Linked DNA regions of Homo sapiens: all the other regions are linked to region 1. The links are chromatin loops, found by intact Hi-C in ENCODE. Cell type or tissue: PC-9. All regions are shown on one strand.

What was found. Peaks named below come from ENCODE experiments on the same cell type or tissue, not always from the same donor. Only the 100,000 strongest peaks of a DNase experiment are listed, where the experiment ranks them.
Region 2: it touches region 1 in a loop (5-fold over the local background); 4 of 110 quality-filtered maps call a loop at or near these places.
Region 3: it touches region 1 in a loop (9-fold over the local background); 3 of 110 quality-filtered maps call a loop at or near these places.
Region 4: a loop joins it to region 1, with 3 times the contacts of the local background. A loop is called at or near these places in 5 of 110 quality-filtered maps.

Annotation. Positions count from the first base shown.
Region 1 is chr3:14,202,703-14,205,202 of GRCh38, reverse strand. No RefSeq gene overlaps it. Among named protein-coding and RNA genes, the nearest start is that of LSM3, 25 kb to the right of the region's middle. In PC-9, CTCF peaks have their summits at 1,353 and 1,553 (motif pointing left); DNase peaks (open chromatin) are centred at 102 and 1,492; H3K27ac peaks cover 670 bases.
Region 2 is chr3:14,507,660-14,510,159 of GRCh38, reverse strand. It overlaps GRIP2 (glutamate receptor interacting protein 2), which reads left to right. Exons shown (of 24, transcript NM_001080423.4): 17 at 196-340; 18 at 2,460-2,500. Among named protein-coding and RNA genes, the nearest start is that of GRIP2, 31 kb to the left of the region's middle. RefSeq lists a silencer at 990-1,039 and an enhancer at 905-1,199. In PC-9, CTCF peaks have their summits at 894, 1,097 (motif pointing left) and 2,414; a DNase peak (open chromatin) is centred at 1,129.
Region 3 is chr3:14,779,863-14,782,362 of GRCh38, reverse strand. No RefSeq gene overlaps it. Among named protein-coding and RNA genes, the nearest start is that of LINC02011, 30 kb to the left of the region's middle. In PC-9, CTCF peaks have their summits at 1,049 and 1,253; no DNase peak of the experiment used is centred here.
Region 4 is chr3:14,368,731-14,371,230 of GRCh38, reverse strand. No RefSeq gene overlaps it. Among named protein-coding and RNA genes, the nearest start is that of LINC01267, 17 kb to the right of the region's middle. In PC-9, a CTCF peak has its summit at 1,400 (motif pointing right); a DNase peak (open chromatin) is centred at 1,400.

The DNA.
Region 1 (2,500 bases):
TGCAATGCCAGGTCCAATGGTGTGATAATAGCTTGGAGATTTTGCTTATCTGCTTTATCTCCCAAAGGGCATTGCACAATATCAGTGTGCTTGGATTGGACAGGATTCCAGTGACACGGTTCATGTTCTATTTTGATTCTGGCAGTTGGTAACCTTTCTTCTAGGAAAGAGGAAATAAAACACCCCATTGGTGATATTCCGTTGTTCTGAGCATACGAGGGTGGTAAGGCTGCCGGGGGCAACTGACCAGAGGCAGGTGTGGTCCCTGGGTCATTTTTAGCCACACTCCCAGGCCCTGATATCTGGCAGGGAGGTCTGTAACCAGCTCTGTCAACCTGCCATGAGGATGACCTGCCCTTTCCCTTGGTTATTCAAGTCCCAGGTTTTTCCTGAGCGGAAGCTGACAGTGATGTCATTTTCTCGTGATATTGGCGGGGTGACCTTGTTCATGGAGCTGGTTTCATCCATTTCTCTTCTACCTTGAAGCTGAACTGAGAAAAACATTGCTGAGAACCACAGAGAGGGAGGGCAGAGGACGCTGCAAAGGGGAGGCTCCCCTGTTCCCTCATCTGATTCCCAAACCCTTATCATGACCAGCTGTTAGCCATCCCAGTTTCTAGCAGAACTCAGCCTGGAAAAGTCATACAGGAAAAACAATGCAAGGAGAGATCGATGAAAAAATTTTTAAAAAATGTTGTAGTAGACTCAGCAAGGCAGAAACTATGGATTCATGAAGAACAGCTTGGATCCTTGTTATAAAGACAGATAAATATTTACAGGTGGTCTTTTCAGAAAGGCATTCAGGAGGAGACAAGAAGCATCTTATTTAGAGCTGCTGGCCCAATTAAGGGAATCAAAGATGTCCTGAGCTCCGACTCCATGGCAGGACCTGAGCTCCATCCTTGATGGACATCTTTTCATCCTCAGCCCTTCTTCCTGAGGTGGGCACTGTCACTATCCCCATTTACAGAGGAGGAAACTAAGGGTCAGAGAGTTGGAGTCTGTTATTCAGCTGGGAAGCAGCAGTGCTAGGGTTCACATGCATGGCTTTTTCACTCCAAATCTGTAGGCTTTTCCTAGCACACACCAATGTCGGCTTTCAGATACTGCTACCAAGAACTCCAAACCTAGGCTCTTTTAATCAATAGCAGAGTGATTGAGTCCTTTTCCTGAAACTCACATTGTTCAAGCTCAAAGGACACTGTATAGATGAGGACTCCAAGGCTAAGAGCAGGAAAAGGGATCTGCTCAACAGGATGGCAGAATCTGGCCTCAGGCCGCAAAGAAAGCTCTGTCCACCCATTATTCAGCCACGTGCACAGAGCCAGCGCAGCAAAACCCATCTCACCTAGAGTGCGGCTTTGTTGGTGATCTCGGTTCAGCAGGATATGGGCACCACGGGAATGGTATTTTCCCTTACAACTTTCTCCCTGGGGCCTACATATTATGTAGCTATTGTAGGGTTGGAGTTCCACAAACTGGATTTCAGAGCTCGCTGGCCAGTATTAGCTCATGTTGATTGCAAAGCAAGGACTGAAGTGGAAAAGCAAAAGAGCACAGCACCACCTGGTGTTGGCAACTAAGACATGCAGGTTCAGGAGTAAAAACAACTCCCTGCATTTCCCTTCGTGTGAGGAATGGAAGCCCAGAATGGGCGAGGAGCTCGCCAAAAGTCACAGAGCACACGGTGATCGAGCTGAGTCTGACGGGTGTGATTTCCAACTCTGTGCTCCTCCCACGAGGCCTGGCCAAGGGAAGGAAAGCACAGTCTTCCCCTTCCTGAATACCAGCTTGAGCAGGGTCCCCATAGCACCCGCGAACTCAGAAGACCCTTTCCTTCGAAAAGGGAAAGGACGGTGAAATGCTGGCCTGTGATCGGAAGGAGGAGACCGTGTAGCTGCAGGAGCAGCACATTGCACGGGTCCAGAGGCTACAGCATGAGCGGCACCACTGGAGCTGGGGCACACAGTGGCCCTTATTTAGGCTTTAGAACTAGATTAGCCTGGACTCGCGGTGGCCTCAGGCAAGTCTATTTCACTGTCTTGGGCTCTTCATCCCCTTCTGTGAAACGAAGGTGCTGAATGACGCCTGGACTTCCGAGGTCTCAGACTTTTGGCTCACTCTTCCCATGCCGACTGGCCTCCCTGCCGACCCTCCACCAGGAAAAGCCTCATCTCAGAGCCTCTGCGCGGCCTCCAGTTTCTGGAAGAATGCTGTTTTGCCAAATCCCCTTGGGGCCTGTTCCCTCCTGCTATTCAGATGTCCGCTCAAATGTTCTCTGCTGAGACAGACCTCGTCTGAGCACTGTTCCCCCTCACCCCCCACAACACCATGTCACCTCCCATCTCCTCACCCATTTCAGGTCCTTCCCAGCTCTTAGCATCGTGCACATAGTTGGTCTTGCTCAGGCCTCTGTGGACAGATCCTGGCACATAGCGGACATCTGAAAATAACTTTCAATGGAACAAATCAAGTTATTTCAAATTCACCATTCTCCTGA
Region 2 (2,500 bases), 300 kb before region 1:
TGATGTTTCTTTTCTTTACTGGTATTTGGGCAGAAGATGGCCTCAGGGTCCCCAGGTTGTGCTACATGAAATCAGAGCGTGAGTGACTGGGTGAATGAATTAATAAATAAGTATGAGTGAGTGAGTGAGGCCAAGGCTTTAGGAAGCTGGGTACCCCCTCGGGGGCCTCCTCCTCATGGGTCCCCGTGCTTGCAGATGAGCTGGAGACCACAGGTGCCGTCAGTTACACAGTGGAGCTGAAGCGCTACGGGGGTCCCCTGGGCATCACCATTTCGGGCACGGAGGAACCTTTTGACCCCATTGTCATCTCAGGCCTCACCAAGCGTGGCCTGGCTGAGAGGTGAACTGGGGCTCTGTGGGGACGCATGGTGGGCTCAGGGAACACAGGAAGCAAGAGCTGGGGCTATGGCAAAGCCAAGCAAGATTCTGACCTCTGTTCCAACATTGACACTGTGGGTGACATTGGGCCAGTCACTTCCCCTCTCTGAGACTCAGGTCTGCATTTGTAAAATGAGTGTCAGCCCCTGCCTGCCAGGGCAGAGGCCCACACCCCAGCAGACCTCCTGGCTCCAGGTAAGCACTGGGCCAAGGTGTGTGCATCTTCCTGCTCCTACCTGTGTCTGGAAGGTCAGCCCTGCAAGGCTATTTGGAGCGCCTGCTGTGTGCGGAATAGGATGGGGCAGTGCCCCAGTACCCTGGTCCCAGCACTGCCTAGGGCTTTCCTGAGGCATTGGGGGACTGTCCCTGCTGCCCCTAGACTCTGAAACTGTGGCAGCTGAGGGAGCTGTAAGAATGGAGCCCTGTCCCAGGGTGAGGTGGAGGTCAGAGATGGAACCCGACCCCCAGTGTGGGTGAGACCGAGCCTTCTCCCCCGAGCTGGGCAGGGATGAATCCGGCAGGCAAGGAAGCGGTGAGCTCCCAGCACAGCAACGAGCGGGCGGTAAAAGGAGAGCCTGGTGGGGGCTGCAGGGGCAGGACGCGTCCCGGAGGAGGGCACCGCGCAGGAGGGGCGGTGGCTGGGCGGGTGGGGAGAGGATGGGAGGGATTCCGGGACGTGGACCCTGCTCCTGGAGCGCCCCCTGCTGGACACCTGGCAGACTGCAGAGGTCGGTGTGGAACCCTTCTGACCCCAATGTCTTCATCAATTCGAGCATGTACTGGGCACCTGCTGTGTGCCTGGCCCCTCTGTCCTGGTTGCTGGGGCTGTACAGACAACCCTCCTGCCTTCGCCGGGCTGATGTAGCTCAGTGCTGTCCAACTGAAATATAATTTGAGCCACAAATTTAATCAGACACTTTCTAGTAGCCACATCTGCAAAGCAAAAAGATGAAATTCATCTTAAATATATATTTAGTTCAACATGTAATCAAATAAAAACCATTAAGAACATGTCTTATATTCTTTTTCATGTTACACCTTCCGTATCTGGTGTGAGTTTTCTGCTTTTAGCACATCTCAATTTGGGCAGTCACATTTGAGGGGCTCAGCAGCCACCTGTGGCTGGTGGCTGCCATATTGGACACTACAGCTCTGGTCCCCTCCCGGAGCCCACCATTCCCTGACTCGCTCACTATCCTCATCCCTGGGGAAGTGCAGGGCAATGCCCAAGCATGACTCTCCAGGAGCTCCCATATGGGGTGACATCTACAGCCCCAGAGGTTAAAGACCCCTGACCCTAGTCCTCTGCCTCCTTTTCCTCCACCTGGCTCAGGTCACTCTAAGCACCTGCTACAGCTTCTCCCCTGCTCAGCCCTGGCTGCTCCTCAGAATCACCTTCCTGCCCCATCCCCACAGGTACTATTTAATTGGTCAGATGTGGGGCCCAGGCACCTGCATTTTCAAAAAGCTCCTCAGGTCATTGTAATGGGTGTCCAGGTAGAAAACCACTGGGCCACAGCAGTGCTGCCGCCTGGCATCACCAGCCCTTCACGCCCTACTGTGAGGTCTGCTGGGCGCTGGTGATTATGCCCATTCTCCAGGTGGGAAAACTGAGGCCCAGGAAGGGGCAATGGCTACCAAGGGTGTCTGCTGGAGGGAAGTAGGAATCCATTCCGTTCATTCACGCCTCAGTTATGATTTGATAATTAAATTAGTATTATCACCCCCATTTTACAGATGAAGAAACTGAAACTCAAGGGTTTAAGAAACTGGCCCAAGATCACATAGCAAGTATTTGGCAGCTAGTATGTGGGATTCTCAAAACCTGTGTTGGACACTGGTTCCAGAACCTAATTTTGCAGTCAGGTGGGACAATCCCCTCCCAGGTTCTAGACTTTATGTCTCTATTAATGTGATCCAAGATCATACTTGCGTGCTTTTGTTTTGTTTTTGGCAGCTGGGTTTAACTGGGGTCAGCCAGACTTCTGCTTTGTGGCTCTCCTGGATTCCCTGAGGGCAGACTGCCACTCTGAGGCCCTGAGTGTCTAACTCCCATTCTCTGCCCTGCATCCACTCCTCAGGACTGGTGCCATCCACGTGGGGGACCGCATTCTGGCCATCA
Region 3 (2,500 bases), 580 kb before region 1:
TGCTCTGGATTCTAGTCATGTGCTGTGTTCGTCTATTCTTGCACTGCTATAAAGAAATACCTGAGACTGGGTAATTTATGAAGGAAAGAGGTTTAATTGGCTCATGTTTCTACAGGCTGTACAAGCATGGGGCCAGCATCTGCTCAGTTTCTGGGGAGGCCTCAGGAAGCTCTTATTCATGGCAGAAGGCGAAGGGGGACCAGGCACTTTGCATGGTGAAAGCAGGAGCAAGAGAGAGTGGGTGGGGAGGTACCATGCTTTACAAAAACCAGATCTCACGAGAACTCACTGTCTTGAGAACAAGATTAAGCTATGAGGGATCCCCCACCATGACCCAAACACCTCCCACCAGTCCCCACCTCCAACACTGGGGATTACAATTCAACATAAGATTTAGGCAGGGACAAATATCCAAACTATATCATAGGGGTATGTTTACCTTGACAAATTCATTCAGATGGAGCTTAAACACTGTTTACTTTTCTATATTTACATTGTACTTTGACAAAACTTACATAGAGCTTTATAAAATAAAATTTGCTATTTTTAGGAACAGCTTATAAAACACACACATAAACAGTTTTTTGTTTTTTTTTTGAAACATGGTCTGGCTCTGTCTTCCAGGCTGGAGTGCAGTGGTGTGATCTCAGCTCACTGCAACCTCTGCCTCCCAGGCTCAAGCCATCCTCTCTGCTCAGCCTCTGGAGTAGTTGGGACTACAGGCTACCATGCCCAGTTAATTTCTGTATATTTTGCAGAGACAGGGTTTCACCATGTTGGCCAGGCTGGTCTTGAACTCCTGAGCTCAAGTGATCCACCTGCCTCGGCCTCCCAAAGTGCTGGGATTACAGGCGTGAGCCACATGAGCTATTTTAAACTCACCTGTAAAACCATATGGACCTGGGTTTTGGGATGTGCGTGTGTGCACGTGCACACGCATAAGACTGACTGCCGTTTCCATTTATTTACAATTCCAGGTTTTTTCCAGTTTTTGATTTCTTTTTGCAACAATACTGGTGTTTTTTTAAGAAACATATCCATTTTACATTAGGGAGGTAATTGATATACCAATCAAACCCAAAAATATCAGTGGCTTAACACAATGAAGTTTATTTCCCGCTCTTGACATTGTCCGTCGTGGGCTGGGGAAGGGCTCTGAGAGCCAGAACTCTCCCATCTTGTGGGAGCATTAAGAGCTCAGAGTCCTCCACTGGCGCTTCTGTATCCAGCATTCTTCCCTGCGGACAGCATGGGGGCGCTGCGGGGTTAGCTTTTACAGGCTGGGCCTGGAGGTGGTGAACTTAACTGCCACCCACATTTCATTAGCCAGAACTTAGGCACCTGGCTGCAGATGAATCCATGGGAGAATGGGAAGTGTAACAGGGCTGTGTGCCCAGAAGGAAGGGAAATCATTTGGGAATACACGGCAGGCTTTGCCCCAGGTTTCATCTAGGTTTTCACATTTATTGTTGTCTGATTGTTCATAATAATATTTTTAAAAAGATCTTTATTTCTCTTTTTTTCCCAAGCTGTTATATATCTTTCTGGGGGTCCACTTATTAATTCATTTAAAGGACTAGTTTTAGGGTTTGGTCATCTTCACCATTTCATTAACGTCTGCATGTCTTTCTTATTTTTAGCCTTTTTTGGCTAAAAAAATAGCCAAGTAATAATAATAAATGTACTTAAAGCTCTACATTTTCTTCCAAATACTGTTTTAGCTGTGTGCCACAAATTCTGACATTGTAGCATTTTCATTATCATTCAATTCTAAATATTTCTGAATTTCCTTTAGGATTTCAATTTTAACCAAAGACCTAGAGTGTTAAGACATTTTTGTTATTTGTCTCTAACTTCATTGCATCCTACTTGGATAATATAATCTGTAAATTCCTCTGGATTGAATGAGGCTTCCTTTATGATCTAATATATGGTATATCTTTTACAAAGTTCCACAGGCGTCAAAAAAGAATGTGGGTTCTCTATATTTTAGGTAGATTCACATACACGCAGTCAAGCTCACTGATAGCATTATACAGAACTTTGATATCTCTGCTTATTTTTTGTCTGCTTTATTAATTTCTGGGAATGGTATTTTTAAATATTCACTTCATTAGCTGGATGCAGTGGTGTGTGCCTATAGTCCTACCTACTCAGGAGGCTGAGGTGGGAGGATAACCTAAGCCCGGGAGTTCAAGACCAGCCTGGGTGATATAGTAAGACCCCGTCTCTTAAAAAAAAAAATAAGAAAATTCATTTTAAGTTGGTTTTATGTTTTTTTTTTTCTTGATGTATTTTGAAACTGCATACATCCTGGTGCATTTTCATTCTTGTTCTATTGTTTCTCTTACCCCTATATAACATCTTTCTCTATCCTCTATATTTTTGGTTTAAATTATATTTTGTCAGATATTAGGATTGCTATCCTAGCTTTTTAGGTTCATATTTGCCTGGTATATATTTCTAGTCCTTTATCTTCAATATTTATGTGTCTTTCTAT
Region 4 (2,500 bases), 170 kb before region 1:
CTAGAATGGTGAGTATGCATGATGACAGCAGCCCCACTTCTCACCATGGGTCGTGAGGTAAGAACAGCATTATGCCTATTCATGAATGACACGCAGGTATCATTGCCCATTTCACAGATGAGGAAACTGAGGCATGGGCTAGGGGCTGAGCTGGTCCCGGGGCCTAGGGCTTTGGGAGTCAGGGTGTGGGGTGATGCTGGTGGGAGGAGTGCTCAGGGCCTGAGAATTGCTCCGAGTAACAGGACAAAAGCTGAGAAACCTAATCATGTGTTTACCCAGCCTGGGGATTACAGCAGTGCTGCCGGGGGCTTGCCAGGGAGGTAGGCAGGTAGCAGCAGGCCTCCTGGGGCAGGGCAGGCAGAAGGGGTGGACTGGGCTGGCATTTCGCAGGCTGTGGTGTCTGCAAGTCACCAGGCTCGCTTGTGTCAGCTCACTTTGTAAAACGTCTTCACAGAAGTAGGGAACCCTGACTGTGCCCTAAGCCCGGGTGTAGGAACTTTGCACACATCAACCTTTACAATAGCCCTCAGGCAAGACAGGGGTCCTGCTGCTATCCTTACACTGTACAGGTGGGGAAAGTGAGGCAAGGAGACCCACCTGAGGGCATACAGCAATGAAGAGGCACAGCTGGCATTTGAACCTGGCTCACGTGGTCTCAGAGTCCTTGTGCTTAGCTCTCCTGCTACCTGATGCTATGGGCTGGGTCAGCTGATTTATTCACTTATTTATTTTGGCCACAGGGTCTTGCTCTGTCATCCAGGCTGGAGTACTTTGGTGCGATCATAGCTCACTGTAACCTTGACCTCCTGGGCTCAACGATCCTCCTGCTTTGGCCTCGTAAAGCACTGGGATTCCAGGTATGAGCCACTGCACCCAGCCTGTTCATTTATCTTTTTAGAGACAGGGTCTCACTCTATCGCCCCGGCTGAAGTGCAGTGCGCAGTCTTAGCTAATTGTAGTCTCAACTTCCTGGGCTCAAACCATCTTCCTGCCTCAGCCTCCCAAGTAGCTGGGACTGTAGGCACAAGACACCGTGCCCAGCTTAGGTCAGCATATTTAAAAAAGGAAACACCACATCATATCTGAGAAGAGGCTGCTATAAACAGAAGGTACCATGAAAACAAAGATAATAAAGACAGGACACAGTTCTCACATTTTCTGTAGATGCTGTTACCTGGGAGAGTTCAGAGCCAGAGACCTGCTTGCTGTTTGCTAAAAGGTCAGAACAGCAAGTGGCGGAGGGGAGCCGAGGTGAACTCCCGGGCCAGGTGGCTGGCCGGGACAGCATCTGCAGGGGATGAACTCTCTCCCAGGTGAGTCTGTTGTCTTTAGGGCTGCGCCAGGCTCTGAGTCTCCTGACTCGCTTAATCCTCACCACAGTGCTGAGAGTCCCCATCCAACAGGTGGCAGGAGGGAGGCTCGGCAGGGTTGGTCACTTGCCAGAGGTCCCAGTCAGGTGGGGCTGAGCTGAGGCTGACCAGGCTTCCTGGATTTCTTCTCAAGCTCCTGTGGGCACTTCAGGACCTGTCCATTCCACAAACATCTGCTGGGCAACATCCCTTTGTTCACTCCAGATGCCAGGCCAGTGTGGTTCCTGTTCTGGGTACCTGGAAGGAAGACAGGCCCCAAACCAGACCCCCTCCCATGAGAAGGCCCACTCAGATAACTCAGCCTGGGTCTAGGAAGGCTTCCTGGAGGAGGTGGAGCCCAGATGAGTCTGGCAGGAGGAGGAAGAGTTGGCCTGGCATTAAGGAGGCCTGAGCCTGAGCTTCACAGAGCACTGGGAGCAAGCATGGCCACCCCCAGGAGGTCACAGTCTGGTGGGGAAGCGGGGCTAGAAGGGCTGTGCACAGGAAAAAACACATAGCCAGTATGACCCAATTACCTTCCTTGGAAAGTGAGCCCCCCTCCAAGAAACTGGGAGGCCCTGGGGGACTCAAGCCCACTCCAAATCTTTTTTATTTTATTAAAATAAAAATTTAAAAATTTTAAAAATTAATTCAAATTAATTTAATTAAGTTGCTCTACCTGCTCATGGCAGGTACCAAAAAACAGATGCAGAGCTGAGAGGGCCTTTGTGCATGTCCCAAATGTAAACAACGGGGACATGGAGGTCCAGAGAGGGCAATGGATTTGCTCAAGGTCACACAGCAAAGCAGTGGCTGGCAGGGGCTTACACTCAGCTCCTCCTTCCTCTCTCCTCTAGTCTTCTTTGCCCCCTCATCCTTCAACTACCACCCCAAGGAGCTTGGCCCTCACTGTGCTTCCTACAGATTTCCTGGGTGCTTGCTCAAGTCCATGTCAATCTTGAGAACTCGGGGATGAATGCCCATAATGGTAATAATGGTTAACCTTCCTCAGCACTTACTGTGCTAACTGTTTCATGTGAGTTACCCCTGCCCCCAGTACTTGCAGAGCCTTATGAAGTGGATGCTATTACCAGCCCTTTTTTTACCGGGAAAGAGGGCCAGAGGGGTAATGTAACCGGCCTGAGATGGCA